2 separate regions of the Homo sapiens genome follow, and region 1 is linked to region 2. A link is a loop called in an ENCODE intact Hi-C map of the cell type or tissue named here. Cell type or tissue: A673. All regions are shown on one strand. Each heading gives the region's core, and the rest is flanking DNA. Links, peaks and the distances in the headings are about the cores only. Region 1 has its middle 59 kb from the start of BARX1-DT. Region 2 overlaps LINC02603 (long intergenic non-protein coding RNA 2603).

Region 1 (9,526 bases), core at 483-8,482, 200 kb before region 2:
ACTTTGGGAGGCCAAGGCAGGCAGATCACTTGAGGTCAGGAGTTTGAGACCAGCCTGGCCAACATGGTGAAACCCCGTCTCTACTAAAAATACAAAAATTATCAGGGCGTGATGGCAGGTGCCTGTAATCCCAGCTACTCGGAAGGCTGAGGCAGGAGAATCGCTTGAACGCGGGAGACCCAGGTTGCAGTGAGCCGAGATCATACCACTGCACTCTAGCCTGGGCAACAGAGCAAGACTCAGTCTCAAAAAAAAAAAAAATTAGAACAGCACCTGACACATTAAGGAATAAATAATTAGTTATCTGAATGCAATAAATGTAAAAAGACAAACAAAAGTCAAGAGAAGGACACCCACTAGCAAAGAAGGCACCAAATCCTTCTGTCTTCTCCTCTAAATGTGGGCACAAAGCAAGGGTGGGCAGAAATCCGTCTAGCTTTTCCATTTGAGTCCTATGCTGAGCTATCTGTTCTTAGTGTACCAGGGTTGAGGTGGTCATAGAAATTATTATAGTGTGCTTGGACTACTGTAACAAAATACCATGCACTAGGTGGCTTAAACAACAGAAATTTATTGTTTTCACAGCTCTGGAGTCTGGAAGTTGAAGATCAAGGCCCAGCTGCTTGGGTTCCTGGTAAGGGCTCTCTTCCTGGCTTGCAGTGGACACCTCACCATGTGCTGACATGGCCTTTCCTTGGTGCATGGGAGAGGGAGTGAGCAATCTCTCTCTTCCTCTTCTTTTCTTTTCTTTTTTTTTTTTTTTTTTTTTGACAGAGTCTCACTCTGTACCCCAGCCTGGAGTGCCGTGGTGCAATCTCGGCTCACTGCAACCTCCGCCTCCTGGGTTCAAGCGATTCTCCTGCCTCAGCCTCCTGAGTAGCTGGGATTACAGGCGCCCGCCACCATGCCCAGCTGATTTTTGTATTTTTAGTAGAGACGGGATTTTGCCATTTTGGCCAGGCTGGTCTCGAACTCCTGACCTCAGGTGATCCGACCACCTTGGCCTCTCAAAGTTCTGGGATTACAGGTGTGAGCCACCAGGCCCGGCCAGGAGAGGGAGTGAGCAGTCTCTCTCTTCCTCTTCTTATAAAGCCATCAATCCTGTCACATTAGGACTCCACCCTTATGACCTCATTTAATTACCTCCTAAAAGCCCCAACTCCAATACAGTCCCATAAGGGTTTAGGTCTTCACCATATGGATTGGGTAGGGAGAGGGCACAATTTAGCCCACAGGGCAAATCTGGGGGGAGATGTGAGTTCTTCTCAGTCTTTATGCCCCAACAGGCTTTCATGTTGCCAACTCAATCAGACCACTAAAATCTGTTCTCAGAGAAAAGTCCTCCCCTTCATTTTCTGTCCTGAATATACAATTTTCCCCAGGCCCCAAGCCACAGAGCCTGAAACATCAGGAAAAGTTTCTGTTCTTAGTGCTCTTATCCAACCTCTTTCATCTGACTATTTCAAAATGTCCTCACAGCCCTAATTAGGTAATGAATTAATCAACAAAGTTGCTGGTTAATTGGCTTTCATTTTTGGAAGTACTTCCAGAAATGTCAGGGGAAATGTCATTTTTCAAAGTTTAAAAATGCATTGCTCGGCCTGAAATGCTGTGCTACATGAAAAGATTTCCTGCTAGGCTAGATCAGAGTGAACCGGGGGAGGTGGAAGCGGGCAGGATGATTTCTCTGTTTCTGTGGCAGCCTGCCACAGTCTGGAGGGCACACCCTCTGCTTTCTCCTCTGATTCTGTTTCAGCAGGCTAGATGAAAAAGGGCACTGCATTTGAAGTCAGAAGACTGAGGCCACAGTCTCTGACCATAACCCAGCTCTGTCACTAATCAGTCACCCGGCCTTGGATGTCAATTCCCCCAGCCTTGCCTATAAAGTGGATGTTAATCTACCCCATCTAGCCTTTGAAAAAGAATTAAATGATTCTGTATGTCATCTATAAAATGGATACAAGTCTACCCAATCTATCCTTTTACAAGAATTAAATGATTATATATGTAAAAGAACTTTGTAAACTGCAAAATACAATTACACAGTCCTTTTCATAGTATGAGCACCTTTCTCAGGCTGGGGTAGAGAAGTTGAGGGAAGGCTTCATGGAAGAACTAATAACTAAGTTCAATCATGAAGGATGAGGAAGGGAAAGCAGGGACATTCTGGGCCAAGAGAGCAGCATGGCAACAGTGAGAGAGGGCCTGGCACATCTGACAAAGTGCCTGAAGTTTGCATAGCTAGGTTTAAAAATTAAGGGAAATGGAGTGGGAGGAAGGATGCTAGAGAGAGAGGGTGAAGCACTTTGCACACCATCCTAAGGAGTGTGGACTTTTCACAGACGTGGGAAACAATGAAAGCATTTAAAGAGGCAGTGCCATGATCAGATTTGTATTTAGAAAGCTCACTTGGTGGAGAGCAGTATAGAAGATGGATTGGAAGCAGTCTAGACTAGACAGAGAGATCACTCAGGGAGCAGGTGCAGTAACCCTGTTGAGGATCTAGGGAGGGCAACTGTAACAGAAGTGGAGAAGAAGAGTTAATTAGTTAATTAATCCAAGTGGTTCTGAGGAGTTGGAATCCATAAGACAGATAGCTGGTAAGCATGGAGACAAAGGAAAAGATCAAAATTGGCTCCCCAGTTTCCAGTTTGGGCTAACAGATAAATGGTGGTGGTTACATTCACTTGGCTAGGAGCAGTTAGGAGGAAAAAGACTAAATCAAGTTTTAGAAGGTTAAGTCTGTGGGATAAGAAGTAGAGGTGTCTAATGACTGTTAAATATAGGGTTCTGGAGCACAGGAGAGAGATCTGAAATGGATAAATATAAGATAAATATAAGACAAAATTAGGTTTTAGAATCACATTACTGACTAATAGCTAGTATGAAAGATACTCTAGATCCAGCTATTTTCAAACTCTGCATCCATTTTCCACAGAACTTTTTTAAAAGGAAGTCAAACTGGAACTCCAATATCTGAAATATATTTTAAAAGTTCTTTAGATGGTTTAAATCTTCATCTTGCATGGACCATGGTTTTAAAGCCCTCAGATTCGTAACGATCTGAGAATATTGCTGCCTAGATATACTTTTCCAGGATAGAGAAGCCTCAGTAACATGGCCAGTATCACATAACATTTAGTCAAGAATTGCCCTCCATATCCAATGTAAATTTCTTTTGTCTACTTAAGCCCATTGTTTTAGGCTCTGATCTTCATTGGAAACAGATTAATTTCTTGTTGTCAGCTTACACAATAGTTTACAACTTTAAACCTGTGATTTTTGACTATTACAAACATACGGATGAAAAATTTTAAATGCAGTTGTTCAGATGTTTCCAAATTTCAACTGATAACATTGACATTATTTATGCCCATGCCCCTAGAACAGGGACTAAAAAAATAGTTAAAATTGCCCAGAAGGCCCTGTGTGGTCTGAGCCTGGCCTACCTGTTCAACCTAATTGCACGGCCTTCTCCCTCTTGCTCACTCTTCTGCTACAGTGGGCTTCTTTTTATTTCTGGGAGGCCCTGGCCCTTATTTTCACTGTTGTTTTTTTTTTAAATAATGACTGCAAATAAGCTGATATACAAATTAAGCCCTTATTTTCACCGGTTTTTTAATAATGACTGTAAATAAGCTGATATACAAATTAAGATCAAGGGCAGAAATGAGGTCACTTCCTTCCTCTTAGCTGTTAGTTTCTTCATCTATAAAATAAGAAGGTTGAACTAGATTGGGGTTAAACTCCAAGGTTGGGATCCCTGAATTTTGGGTGTAGGGAGCTCAGCGATATGAATGGGGGTTAGTAAGCTTACTAAAACCAAACTTTTGCCCATGAGAAGGCTAGAAAAGGAATAAACATTTACTAAGTACCCTCTTAACAGCTCATTTTTCCTCACAGTTACTTAAAAGTAGATGTTGTTATATTTATTTTATCATTTCCATTTTCAGATGAGGAAATGATCCCACAGAGAGGCAAGATAGCTTTATTAAGGCAGAGTTAGAGTTTACAAGGCCAAATAAAACACAAAAACAAATTTCTTTGCTTTTATATAGAATTATATCAACTTAATAATGTAACCAAGATAATCAAGTTAGAGAAAAAAAAAGAAAAAAAGGAAAAGGAAGTGTATCGGGCATGGCCTGGTGGTTCATGCCTGTAATCCCAGCACTTTGGCAGACAGAGGTGGGAGGATTGCTGGAGCTCAGGATTTCAAGACCAGCTGGGCAATATAGCAAGACCCCATCTCTACAAAAGATTTTTTTTAAATTAGCCAGGCGTGGTGACGTGTGCTGCAGTCCCAGCTACTCAGGAGGCTGAAGTGAGAAGATCACCTGAGCCTGGAAAGTTGAGGCTGCAGTGAGCCATGATCATGCCACTGCACTCCAGCCTGGTGACAGAGTGAGACCATCTCTCAAAAAACAAACAAAAACCAGTGTATCTTTGTTTGACAGAAATCTTTCAAAATATGGGCGCATGTGGGAAGCAGATAATCAGTGGTGTCCCTCTGAACAAAACTTGGAAACCAATGGAATAGTCCTTTTCTAAAGCAAAGACCTCCAGCTCAAAAAGTACCAGGAATCTAAGGAAACCTGTTGACACAGTATGGTCATTGACAGGTAACTGCCACAAGAGGGCAAAATTCTCAGGAAAAGGAATGATGTTGATCCAAGTCTGAAATCTCACTTTTGCCTTTTCCACTTAGAATATCCTTTTTCTTTTAGATATTGTCTTGATTTTTCAATTTAATAAGAGCTAACTTATAAGAGTGTGGTTATTTCTTTGGCCTGAAATCTCTCCCACCCTTTCCTCCCTCCCTCCCCCTGTTAACTCACATTCATATTCAGTTGTCACCTAAGATATTATTTCCTTAGAGAACCTCACCTCCCTGGACTAGGTTTGTTCCCTGTGCACTCACTCCCAGAGCATCTTGCCCTTAGCCATCAAAATACTTTACACTCTTGAAGTTTCTAACTTCTAGATTTTAAGCTTCATATAAGGGCAAGGGACCATGTTGATCTTTTTTGCAGTTCAAACCTAGAGGCCAGCCCAGTGTTTGAGTCACAGTGGGTATTCAATAAACCTTTGGTCAATGAATAAATTAATGGTAGATTTTAGGGGGAAAACATCTTCCCACCAAAAATAAGCAGATAAACCTGCAGCTACCAACTGTCTATCTTATCTGGTCTTTTATTCTGTATAACGGTGGGAGATTAGCAATGCATATGAACTACTTAATAATTCTTTAGTGTCACACTATTTTCCATAATTGTTAATGTAATTTAACCATCAGCTCATGGAGCAGTCAACTACAGTAATAATAACTGAGTGGTAATAATCTCTGGTGGCTCATAGAACAGCTCGGTCCTTGTGTGAAGAGGGGATTTCCTCCCGGCAGCTGCCCTCTGGCAGCTGAATGACTTCTCTCCAGTATCAGGGGTGTCAACTGTGGCATTCTCCTGAAGTGTGCTGTAGCTGCTCCATGCTTTCCAGCCATTCGGGTTTGGTGTGTGCAAAAAGCCTGAACACAATCCATCAGGAAGCTCTGAATAGGATCCCTGCTCCTTTTTTGTGTGCTCATTTCAATTTATCTCCAATTAAATTTAATTAGACATTGAGCACCTGCTGTGTGCAGGAAACCGTGCTGAGTGTTTTAGGTGATATTGAGAAGTGAAAGGAAGTTTGCAATCCAGTAATTGTTATTTCAGCCTTGTGATTCTGTAATTCACATTAAGGTTATATTTTGGACAAGTGAGTCTTCAGGAGAGCCTAATAGGATCCTGTGTTAGGTGGCAGGTGGGAGCAGGGTTAAGTTCTGAAGTCATTGGGAAGAATATATTCAGTATATTCTTATTGATTTTTATCATTTTAACTACAGAAAGTAAAGCTCAACAAAACTATCCTTCGGGGGGATAAGCACTAGATTAAAGGATTAGTAAATATTGATTACATGGATTTAAAATTAGCAGGAGCCAGGCGCAGTGGGTCACGCCTGTAATCCCAGCACTTTGGGAGGCAAAGGCGGGCAGATCACTTGAGGTCAGGAGTTAGAGACCAGCCTGGCCAACGTGGTAAAATCCCGTCTCTACTAAAAATACAAAAATTAGCTGGGCTTGGTGGCAGGCGCCTGTAGTCCCAGCTACTTGGGAGGCTAAGGCAGGAGAATTGCTTGAACCCAGGAGGCGGAAGTTGCAGTCAGCTGAGAGGGCGCCACTGTACTCCAGCCTGGGTGACACAGTGAGACTCAGTCTCAAAAAAATAAATACATAAATATATAAAATAAAATAAAATAAAATAAAATAAAATAAAGTAAGCGAGGTTATATCAGAGTGATGCTCAACGTGTTCAGCATAGAGGTATCCTGTTTACAAAATCCTCTCTCCAGCTTCACCACTCCAAATACTCCAGCAATAATCTATTTGCTAACAGTTCCCATTTACTCAATGCCTGCCCTGGGCTTTAGAATCAGCAGGTATAACCGACACGGTCAGTCTCACTCATGTCCCATGCCTTCCTTTATGCTGCTACCTCTATTTGGGCTGTTCCAGCACCAATAGCCTGGCAAACCACTTAGCTTTAAAATCCAGCCCAAGCTTTACATCCTTCAACCAAGACTCCCTCCCTCCTCTGGGACTTTACTTTGTAGTCACTGCTTATTCATATGGACACCAATGCTCAGCCTCCCTACCCAGAGTGTAAGGGCAGGCACCTTGCATTATTCCTGTGGTACCTCCGAGCTCTAGCACAGGGCCTCAGGACGTTGAAGAGCCTCATTCCCTCCATGTGCTCCCTGAGTTTTCCACAGATGAGCTGATGGCCTTCGAATCAGGAGTCACAAACTCTATCTTCCCAACATATCCATAGTATGGCCCTAAAATACAGATTACTTTTCATGAGAAACTGTTTTAAGAATCTTAAGAGTCATCTGAGCTGGAAAGAACCTTAAAGATCACATCTAATCCTCTTTCAAGTGAAAATTAAGACCAGAAAAGTTCAAAGACTTGTCTCAAGTCCCAAGATCTCACCAAAAAAGCAGGGTGTGTTAGTTTTCTATTGCTTCATAACACATCACCACAAACTTAGAGGTGAACAACTATATTCATTCATTAGCTCACAGTTCTGTAGCTTCTGAGTCCAGCATGGCCTGGCTGGGTTCTCTGTTCAGGCTCTCACAAAGGTGAAGCAAGGTGTCAGCCAGGCTGAGTTCTAGTCTGGAGGCTCTGGGAAAGACCTGCCTAAGCCCTTTCTTGTGGGCAGGTTCAGTTCCTTCCAGTTGCAGGACAAAGGTCCCATTTCGTTCCTGGCCATTGGCTGTGAACTGCTCTCAGCTCCTCACGTCTCCTCCATCAAAGTAAAAACATTGCAGCAAGCCCTGCCCATTCTTTTAATCTCTCTGACTTCTGCCACTGCTACTGGCCATAATGAACTCTCTGGTTTTAAAAGTCTCATGTGATTAGACCAGGCCCACCTGTATACTCTCTTAACATCGGCTGTGCCATATAATATTTACTGCCATGTAATCATTGCAGTAAAAGCAATCAAATTCACACTCCTAAGGATTATATAGAATGTGTACATGGGGATGGCAAGGAGGGAAATCTTAGAAGACACAGACTCCTGCCTACCATGCAAGGATTTGGGAATCATACAGACATGGATTTGATAGCAACGTTACCACTTAACATCTCTGATTTCACTGAGCCTATGTTTCTTCCTCTGCAGAACGAGAATACCCCACATGCCTATACATGCCTTTTGTAAGGGTTAAAGAGAAAATGGATACAAAAGTGACTTTCTGTTTTTTGTTTTTTGTTTTTTTGAGATGGAGCCTCTCTCCATCACCCAGGCTGGAGTGCAGTGGCACGATCTTGGCTCACTGCAACCTCTGCCTCCTGGGTTCGAGTGATTCTCCTGCCTCAGCCTCCTGAGTAGCTAGGATTACAGGCGCGCACCACCATGCCCAGCTAATTTTTGTATTTTTAGTAGAGACGGGGTTTTACCATGTTGGCCAGGCTAGTCTTGAACTCCTGACCTCAGGTGATCCGCCCGCCTCGGCCTCCCAAAGTGCTGGGATTACAGGCATGAGCCACCGCGCCCAGTCTGAAAGTGTTTTTAAGGTATAAGGCACTACCTGGCAGGGTCTAATTGAAGTATTGTGCACAAGTATACGGCATCCCCTAGAAAAAAAGATCCTTAAGGTTAGAGGCTTAAGGACGTGACAAAATCAGGGTCTGAGTGAGCCTTACTATCTTTTAGTGACAATAAGATGGAAGTTTAGAGCACCAAGAAACAGATGGTAGATAAAGTATTTCAAATGGCCATTTATTTCCTATCTAAGGCAATGCAAAGCCACATTCAGATATATCTGGACTGCTTCTGACCCTCCACTGAAGGTGGGATTCTTCTTCAATCTGTGGGACAGTCCTGGATCTCCATGCTGACATGGTTCATCTAGTACAGTTGGGACCTAACTCAGATGACTGTCCTACAGATTAAAGCAAGGCACTACAGAGGTGACCAGGCAAGTGTTTCAGCAAGGAGCACAGCCTGTCCACCCCTCCCTGCTTCTGAACATTAGGGCAGAAATTGTGAGTTATGGTAACAACTCTCTAAATTTAGAACACTGAAGGGCAAGATTCTCTATTGTCTGAAAAAAACCACTGAAAGCAAGCCAACATAAGCATCTGTAGGAGCTCCATTTTTCTCTTCCTTCAGTGTGGCTTAGTTTCTGAGAAAGGAGCACACAGACCTTGTGCAACTTGCTTAAGAATGATGATTATAGTACATGAACTGTTTCCTTCTTAAGCAGAAGAAATCACTATGTGATAGTCTCCTTCAACGCTTCGTTGCTAAATACACACGGCCTGGCACATAACAGATATTTCAAAAAGCATCTGCAGAATGAATAAATGAAACGAACCAACCAACCAGTGAGCTGGAACCCAGTTCTCTTCACTTCTTATCCAACACTTTCTAGTATGCAATTCTGTTTCCCACTATACTAGCCTGGTGTCTGCCTTCTGAACAGAATTAATAAGCAAGTAGTGAGACTCTAGCTAAACTTAAATGTGCTAGCTCCAACAGTCCCTAGAAATTCTAAGCCAGGCTGTCAATTTGAAATTGTCTCTAGACAATAGCTGTGTAGCTGAGGAAGTGAGCAGCAGCACACTGACCATCTGCTCCTTCTTCTCTGGGGAGCTGAGCTGAAGGAATTCACAGAGGTTAATGAGCCCTCTCTGGCTCGTGTAGTCTTGCACAATCTGTGGGTCTGGGTCTCTTCCATTTTAGAAGATAAACACACACTTGAAATGCCTCGGGTGTGCACATGCCTATACAATGATTAGAGCTCTCTTGCCAAAGTGATATGTGAACTTTTTAGAAGCCATAAAGGAATACTGGAAAACTACTCGGCCTTCGTAGTCAGACAGGCCTTTGTAGTTCAGGGTTACAGCCCTTCATTTCTCCACTTATTAACTGGGTAACTTTGGTTCCTTTTACCTCTCTGGGCCTCCGTTTCTTCATA
Region 2 (9,526 bases), core at 1,049-9,048:
CAAATATTTATCTGTCCCATGCTTCCTTCTTGTGCTGCAATCACATATGAGTTAAACTCTTCAATTCTGTCTCACGTATCTCAAAGAGATACGTGTAACAGACACTCTGTCACATTTTTTGAAATCAGCTTTATTAGGGAATAATTGACATACAATAAATCACACATATTTAAAATGTACACATCCATGGAATCATCACTGGTCAAGATAGTAAACATATCTATCACCTCCAAAAGTTTCCCCGTACTCCTTTGTACACTTTCTCTCCTAGTCCACTGTTTCCAGACAATGACTTCTCTCTTTCCTTTCCTTGCCTTCCCTTCCCTTTCCCTTTCCCTTCCTTTCCTTTCCTGTCTCCTTTCTTTCTTTCCTTTCCTTTTTCCTTTCTTTCTTTCTTTTCTTTTTTGACAGAGTTTCACTCTTCTTGCCCAGGCTGGAGTGCAATGGCACAATCTTGGCTCACTGCAACCTCCACCTCCCAGGTTCAAGTGACTCTACTGTCTCAGTCTCCTGAGTAGCTGGGATTACAGGCACCTGCCACCATGCCTGGCTAACTTTTGTATTTTTAGTAGAGATGGGGTTGAGACAGGGTTTCACCATGTTAGTCAGGCTGGTCTCGAACTCCTGATCTCAGATGATCCACCCACCTCGGCCTCCCAAAGTGTTGAGATGACAGGTGTAAGTCACCACGCCTGGCCCCCTTCTCTGTTTTATATAACTGTTGATTAGTTGACATTTTCTAGTGTTTTGTATGAATGGAATAATATACACTGGGAAGTCGGGCTTCTTTTACCTATTGGAGTGGCTCAAATTAAAGACTAACCATATTTTGTATGTCAAGGATGTAGAAGATGTTTCCCAGCCTGTACTGAGATGTTTCTATGTTACTGCATGTATCAACAGTCTGTTATTGTTTTTACTTAGTAGTATTCCATTATATGGGTAGAGCACAGTCTATCCATTCACCATTACATGGACATTTGGATTGTTTTCAGTTTGCTGTTACAAACAAAGCTATGAGGAACATTTGTGTACAGGTATTATATAGAGATACATTTCATTTTGGGTAAATACCTAAGAGGAGAATGGCTGGATCATATGGTAATTATATGTTTAACTTATAAAGAAACTGCCTCAGTTTCCCAAAGTGGTTGTACCATTTTCAGTTCTCACCAATTGTATATCAGAGTTCTAGTTCCTCTACGTCCTTGACAACAAAAAATATGGTTAGTTTTTAATTTTAACCATTACAATAGGTGTTTACTGGTATCCCATTGTGGTTTTTATTTGCATTTCCCTAATAAATAATTGTATTGAGCTTTTATACACGTGCTTATTTGCCATCCAAATATCTTATTTGTTAAAATTTTGCTTACATCTTTTGTTTACTTTAAAAATAAGTTGTTAGTATTCTTGTTACTGTTAAACTATATAAAGAGTTCTTTCTATATTTGGGATATAAGTTCTTTATCAGATATCTGCTTTGCAAATATTTCTTTCCAGCCAATGGTTAGCCTTTTTCATTGTCTGCACAGTGTCTTTTGAAAATCAGAAGTTTTAATTTTGATGAAGACTAATTTATCAATTAGTTCTTTTATGGATCATGCTTTTGGTGTTTTATCTAAGAAACCTTTGCCTGGCCAGGCGTGGTAGCTCACGCCTGTAATCCCAGCATTTTGAGAGGCCAAGACTGATGGATCACCTTAGGTCAGAAGTTCCAGACCAGCCTGGCCAACATGGTGAAACGATGTCTCTACTAAAAATACAAAAAATTAGCCGGGCGTGGTGGCAGGCGCCTGTAGTCCCAGCTACTCGGAAGGCTGAGGCAGGAGAATGACGTGAACCTGGGGGAGGCGGAGCTTGCAGTGAGCCAAGATTGCGCCACGGCACTCCAGCCTGGGCGACAGAGCGAGACTCCGTCTCAAAAAAAAACAACAACAACAAAAAAGAAAAACAAGAACCTTTGTCTAACTTAAGGTCACAAAGATTTTCTCCTGTGTTTTGTACGTTTTGTATTGTTGTTTCTTAAACTTTTTATTTTAACATAACTGTAGATTAACATACAGCTGTGAAATAATACAGATAGATCACATATACCCTTTATGCATTTTTTCCAGTAGTAACATCTTGTATAACTGTAAGAACAGTATCACAACTAGGAAATTGACATTGATACAATCCTCCACTATTATTTAGATCTCAAGAGCTTTACATTTGTGTGTGTGTGTAGTTCTGTGTGATTTTGTCATATGTGTGGATTTATGTGACCAGCACCACAGTCAAGATATAAAACAGTTTTATCAGAAGGATCATTTATGCTAACCTTTTCTAGCCACAACTACCTTCCTTCCTTCCCTATCCCTAATCCCTGGTTACAATTAATCTGATATACATCTCCATGATTTTAGTATTTCAACAGTTTTATATAAATGGAATCATGTAGTACGTAACATTTTGTGGTTGGCTTTTTTCTCTTGGCATAATTATCCCCATTTTCCACTAAGCCTCCCCTTTTGTTTAAGCTGGGTAGAGTCTGGTAAACCTCATTGCAACCCCAAGTGTTCTGATTGATAGGGCAACGGGAAAAGCCTCAGGGAAACATTAGGCAGGAAATGGCACTGCCTTCTACAAGAAATGCCTTAGTTTCTTTACTTGCAAAATGGAGATAAAATTATGTGCCCTGTCTGCTTCACAAGTCTCTTGGGAGATTCTTCTGGAATAATGAATGTGAATGAGCTCTGTAAAATGTACATTGGCATGTACCTGTTATTACTAACGATAAAAGTTTTGTTTATTTGTACTGCCTCATTGTCTATGGAACCCAGGTCTTCTCCCCTTTGGTACTTCAACTTTCTGGTTTGGGCCCATCTTTTCTCACCTGGGGCTTTCTATGTGCTAGATAGCCTGACTCGGCACTTTAGGCATCTGTGCTATCCCTATCACAAATATGGTCTATGAATTCCTGACTCCAGCTCTTACTAGCTTTGTAGTGTTGGAGAAATAATATAACATCCCTAAATCTCAGTTTCTTTATTTGTAAACTGGAGATAAAAATAGTATATAACTCCATAAGGGTTGTTGTGAGAAATGCCATGCTTATGGTATGTGCCTGGCACACCGGAAGTTACTTGCCCAAGGCCACATGGTCAGTATACATCAGAGCTTGGCTAGAGTCCAAGTCTGTGATGCCAAAGATATCATTCAGGATCACTGAATTCTGTGGTCTTTCAATAGCTTACTTGAGTTTTCTGCCTCACCTTGGTTACATACTCCACAAGATGCCAAGAGAACTGAGTTACTTAAATAATTAAAAACAAAATAAAACAAAACACCATGCTTTTAAGGTCTCTCCCTTGTCCAAAGACCTTTGTTTGGTTATCAATGCCAGGGACTCTCTCTACCACTCCAGATTAATTATGCTAACATTCAAGCCTCCTAACAGTGCTAGACAAAACTTATGTGTCAAATATGCCTCACTGCTATGTTTAGCCCACGAGTGCCCTGGCTGTGCCTGGAATTCTGAGCACATACAAAGATGGAGAGGGCTATTGATAGATTGGGTGGTAGAGGGCATTTCCCAGGGGGAAAATAATGGGGGTGAAGACCAGGGGACAGGTAAGCATGATGGTGTATATGGGAAAAAGGAAACAGTCCATCTAACAGCATGTTGGGTACACAAAAAGGGGGAGTTGAAGATGAGACTGGAACATTAGCTGGACTGTGTAGGCCATGAGTGTGGGTCTAAGATGCCTACTTCCTGTTTAATAGGCAATTAGGAATCCTCGGACATGATGTCAGAGCTAAGGACATGGCCACCTGTGCCCCTGCAGGACATCTTGGCTCAGTTTTCACTCAGACTGTCTCAGGGTTTCCATAGTTAGTCTGGGGTAGACTCTCAGCACTCCCACCCCATGTCCTTCCCCTCATGGTCTCTGGGAGGCCCAGCCTCACTCACTATCAGAAGAGTGCTATCAGCAGTCTCATACCACTGAGATGCTGCAACCTGAAGACCAGAGAAAGCTTCTGGAATGCAACATGACCACAAGATCTCATTCTCTCCGCTTGTCTACATGGAAATCTCTATGCCTCATAGCTGTAAAATGGAGATAACAGCACCTGCTTTAGAGGAGTGCTATGTGGATTAAGTAAGATAATGTAAGAAGAGTGCATAGCATAGGCACTAATCTGCCCTGGCCTTCCCTCCAGCACATTCCATACACAGACTTGTCCAGTGTGTGGGCATCACCTGAGAAGTAGCCACTCAGTTTATGTCTTTCAGAAAACACAAACAATCCGTGGTCACAGAACAGAGATAACTGGTGATTCAGATTTCCAGTACATTAGAAGGCACCTGCGAAGGTACTTCCCTTCGCCTCCTGGGAGCCATCAGTGAGCTCTCCAGGAGAGCAGTATGATGCAGAGAAAGAAACAAAGGAGATGCAGATAGTCATGTTTCTCCTCATTCACGGGGTGAACTTGGGCAGCACCTCCCTTTCTCTGATCCTCAGTTGCTTTGTTGAAATAGGGTTGATGTGAGGGGCCAGTGAGATAATGCAGGTAAAGTGCTGCATGGTGGCCAGCACTATTAGCTCCTGATGGGGGCTGATTCTCCCACGTGGGTGCCTGTGAGACTCAACTAAGGGGAGGAGCAGTCAGGATGGTCAGAAGCTCCCTTGTTGCTTTCTAGGCCCTTGCTGTGACCCATCCCTCTGGGACTGGCTCTGTTGTAAGGGTAAAGAAGTTCTGTGACATCCATGTGCCATGTCACTTTCCACCTGGTAGCAGAGGCAGGCACATCAGCTCCTTGGCTCTGTGCTGGTTCTGCTGGAAGGTTTTATAAGAGCACACTGTCCAGTAGAAATGTAGTGTGAGCTGCATGTGTAAGTTTAAGTTTTCTGGTAATTACGTTAAAAAGAATAAAAAGCAGGTGAAAATAATTGTAATATATTTATTTTATTTAACCCAATAGAGGTTGAGTATTCCTAATCTGAAAGTCTAAAATTCAAAATGCACCAAAACCCAAAATGGGCATTGACATGATGCTCAAAGGATATGCTCACTGGAGCATTTCAGATTTTGGATATTGGGATTAGGATGCTCAACCAGTAAGTATAATGTTAATGTGTCAAGCCCCCCGCTCCCCACCCCCCGCAAAAAATCAGAAATTTGAAACATTTCTGGTCCCAAGCATAGAAAAGAGATACTCAACCCATATATTCAAAATATTATCATTATAATATGTAATCAATATTAAAACATTAATGAGTTTTTTTATATGAAGTCTTCAAAGTACCATGTGTGTCATAAACACATCATGGAAAATAGTCTTAATTAGGACAAGTCACATTTCAAGAACTCAAATAGCCATTACTATGTGGCGGCTGATAGCTTCCTCATTGGAGAGTTTATGGCTTAGACTCGGCTTCCTGGAAACAGAGCCATGCTGCCATCTGGTGGTTACTTTGTCAAATAACTCCTCAGGCATCCACCCTGGGCTGGCCCCGTCGAGGTCAATGAAGACAGAAGTTACATCCTTCCCGCCCTTCGGTGCCCTCAACCTAGAGTTCAGAGCAAAGGATGCAAAGTCCCGGAAGAGAAGCCTATCTACATGCCCTGAGATTTGAAAGTGAAAAGGCTGTAACATGAGGAAATCTTTCACAGATGTGGAGATGAGAAGGGGAAATCACCAGCTTGGGGTCATGTGATAAATTCGTAGCTGCCCTGAGGTGAGGACAGCCTTGGCCCAGCCACCAGAGTATCGTACCTAGACCGAGGCAATTGCCTAGAAAATATTGGGGATTTTTTCGTTGTTTTTTGTTTGTTTGTTTTTTTACAAAGTAATGAATCCATTCACGTTTCAAAATGCAAAAGCAGAGTTTCCCATCCCCACGAATCCTAACTACCCAGTTCCCCTTTAGTGAGGCATCACAGGTAATGCTGTGATAAGCTTGTACACTTTATTATTATTATTTTGAGACAGAGTCTTAAGGCTGGAGTGCAGTGGCGTTGATAGAGACAGGAGGCAGCCAAGGCACGCCCCCACCCTCGGACCCCCGACACCCACCTTTAAGGCTGAAAAACCAGACTGCCGGTCCAGATGAAGCCCGCCCTTTGCCCTACTGACTCTTTCTGAATACTGCCCACCTGCGAACTGGGAGGACTGGGTGGGGCCTCGGGAAGTTAACACCGTTTGTAGCAGGAGGGGCCTGGCCTCTGCTGTTCCTGTGTGGTAACCTGGGATTCAATCAGTCAGGTGGAGAGCCTGTTAGCAGGACTCCATCTCACTTTACTGAGTTGTTTTTCCTTTCTGCCCAATAAATTCCATTCCCCCTCACCCTTCAAAGTGTCTGTGAGCCTAATCGTTCCTGGTCGTGTGACAAGAACCTGGTTTGTCCTACAACAGCGTGATCACAGCTCACTGCAGCCTCGACCTCCTAAGCTCAAGGGATCCTCCCACCTCAGCCTCCTGGGTAGTTGGGATACAGGCATGAGCCACCACACGTGGCTAATTTTTGGTATTTTATGTAGAGACAGTTTCACCATGTTGCCTAGGCTACTCTCAAACTCCTGGGCTCAAGCAATCTCCCCTCCTTGGCCTCCCAAAATGTTGGGATTACAGGCATGAGCCACCATGCCCAGCCCCACATATTATTTTTACATGTGCAAGTATATCCATAGACTATACGGGTATACTATTCAAGAATAGTTTCTTGAAATGGAGTTGTTGGGCCCAAGGATATGTGCCTATGTAATTTTGATAGATAAAGAATATCTTTTTTAAAAATCAGCTTTTAAAGATACAATCTACATATAAAAATTCACTATTTTAAGTGTACAGTTTGACAAATGTGTATAGTTCTGTAACCACCACCACGATCATGATGTAGAACATTGCCATCACTCCAGGAAGTTCCCTAGTGGTCCTTAGCAGTTAATTTCCCCACTCCCACCTCAGCCTCTGACAACTACTGATCTGGATTCTGCCCTTATAATTATAGTGGCCTTTTCCAGAATATCATAGAAATGCAATAGAATGTAATCTTTTCTGTCTGGATATTTTCACTTTGCATATAGATCATGCAGTTCATCCATATTGTTGCATGTATGATGTATCAAAGTACAGCAGATCCTTGAATAATATTTTGTCGAACATTGTTTTACTATAATGTTGACGAGAAAAAAAAAATCAATTCCCTGCTGAGGCCACTGTCTGTGTGATGTTTGCACATTTTCCCCACGCCTGGATTGATTTTCTCTGAGTATTCCAGATTACTCCCACATCCCCAAAGATGTACACGCTAGGTTAATTGTTACATCTACATGGTCCCAGTGTGAGTGAGCTTGGGTGTATGAGTGTGGCTCAGGATGGGACGGCATCCTGTCTGGAGTTGGCTCCCGCCTTGCACTCTGAGCTGCTGGGATAGGTTCCAGCCACCTGCAACCCTGAACTGGAATAAGCAGGTTGGAAAGTGGATGAATGAGTGAATACAAATTATTGTTAAAAGAATTTCTGTAAAGTATATGATAATCCTACAATGCATGACATCAAAGAAAACAGTCTGAAAGCTCTCAGCAAGCCCTCTGTATTTGTGATTGTTTTTGAACTGCATGGTCGTAGGAGATGCTCCTGATAATTTTTGCTTTGCAAACATTTATTCTTTGATTCAATCCACCACCACTATGAACACTGTCACTTACTGATTCACCAAAAGTTGTGTAAATAATGATCTTACTTGTTTTTATTAATCTTTCTCAAATGTATGTATAGCTCACTTCTATTTCAATGTTTAATATTAGAAGTATTTGAAGTCTTTATTTAGATATTTCATGATGTTTTAATGACAGAAATATGCCATAGGAACTTAACTCTTATATACATCAATTAGCCTATGGTAAAATTGGTTTCATTATATGTCATTTCACTTAAAGTTGTTATTTCCAAGAACCTATTGATGTTAAGTGAGGACTTTCTGCAATACCTTTTTTAAATTGTTAAGTGATATCATATTCTATAGATATATCAGTTTATCTGTTTACCAGGTGATGGACATTTTGTTTCCAGTTTGGGATTTCTATGAATAAAGCTTCTATGAACATTCAAGTATTTTTTTTTCCCCCCGAGACGGAGTTTCGCCCTTTTTACCCAGCCTGGAGTGCAATGGCATAATCTTGGCTTACTGCAACCTCTGCCTCCTGGGTTCAGGCGATTCTCCTGCCTCAGCCTCCCTGGTAGCTGGGATTACAGGCATGCACTACCATGCCTGGCTAATTTTTGCATTTTTAGTAGAAACGGGGTTTCACCATGTTGGTCAGGCTGGTCTGGAACTCCTGACCTCAGGTGATCTGCCCGCCTCAGCCTCCCAAATTGCTGGGATTAAAGGCGTGAGACACTGCGCCCAGCCAAACATTTGTCTTTAAAGTTTCCTTTCTCCTGAGAAAATACCTAGAAGTGGAATTTCTGGGTCAAATGAGAAGTGAATGTTTAGCTTTGTAAGAAACTGCCAGAGGTTCCAAGATGGCCAAATAGGAACAGCTCCAGTCTACAGCTCCTAGTATGAGCGATGCAGAAGATGGGTGATTTCTGCATTTCCAACTGAGGTACTGGGTTCATCTCACTGCGGCTTTTTGGACAGTGGGTGCAGGACAGTGAGTGCAGCCCACGGAGTGTGAGCTGAAGCAGGGTGAGGCGTTGCCTCACCAAGGAAGCACAAGGGGTCAGGGAATTCCCTTTCCTAGCCAAGGGAAGCTGTGACAGACGGCACCTGGAAAAATTGGGACACTCCCACCCTAATACTTTGCTTTTCTAACGGTCTTAGAAAATGGCACACCAGGAGATTATATCCCGCACATGGCTTGGAGGGTCCCACGCCCACAGAGCCTCGCTTACTGCTAGCACAACAGTATGAGATCAAACTGCAAGGCAGCAATGAGGCTTGGGGAGGGGCACCTGCCATTGCTGAGGCTTGAGTAGGTAAACAAAGCGGCCGGGAAGCTCTAACTGGGTGCAGCCCACTGAAGCTCAAGGAGGCCTGCCTGCCTCTGTAGACTCCACCTCTGGGGGCAGGGCATAGCTGAACAAAAAGCAGCAGAAACTTCTGCAGACTTAAAAGTCCCTGTCTGACAGCTTTGAAGAGAGTAGTGGTTCTCCCAGCATGGAGTTTGAGATCTGAGAATGGACAGACTGCCTCCTCAAGTGGGTCCCTGACCCCCGAGTAGTCTAACTGGGAGGAACCTCCCAGTAGGGGTTGACCAACACCTCATACAGTCGGGTGCCCCTCTGAGATGAAGCTTCTAGAGGAACGATCAGACAGCAACATTTGCTGTTCTGCAGTATTTGCTGTTCTGCAGCCTCTGCTGGTGATACCCAGGCAAACAGGGTCTGGAGTGAGCCTCCAGCAAACTCCAACAGACCTGCAGCTGAGGGTCCTGACTGTTAGAAGGAAAACTAACAAACAGAAAGGACATACACACAAAAACCCCATCTGTATGTCACCATCATCAAAGACCAAAGGTAGATAAAACCACA

The links. A loop is a pair of places that touch in the nucleus more often than their neighbours do. Peaks named below come from ENCODE experiments on the same cell type or tissue, not always from the same donor. Only the 100,000 strongest peaks of a DNase experiment are listed, where the experiment ranks them.
Region 1: it touches region 2 in a loop (6-fold over the local background); 60 of 110 quality-filtered maps call a loop at or near these places.

Annotation. Positions count from the first base shown.
Region 1 is chr9:94,009,629-94,019,154 of GRCh38, forward strand. No RefSeq gene overlaps it. Among named protein-coding and RNA genes, the nearest start is that of BARX1-DT, 59 kb to the left of the region's middle. In A673, for the core only: a CTCF peak has its summit at 4,632 (motif pointing right); DNase peaks (open chromatin) are centred at 4,643 and 5,543.
Region 2 is chr9:94,208,237-94,217,762 of GRCh38, forward strand. The region is part of intron 1 of LINC02603 (long intergenic non-protein coding RNA 2603); the gene reads right to left. Among named protein-coding and RNA genes, the nearest start is that of MIRLET7D, 34 kb to the left of the region's middle. RefSeq lists an enhancer at 4,163-4,725. In A673, for the core only: a CTCF peak has its summit at 5,457 (motif pointing left); DNase peaks (open chromatin) are centred at 2,575 and 5,445; H3K27me3 peaks cover 417 bases.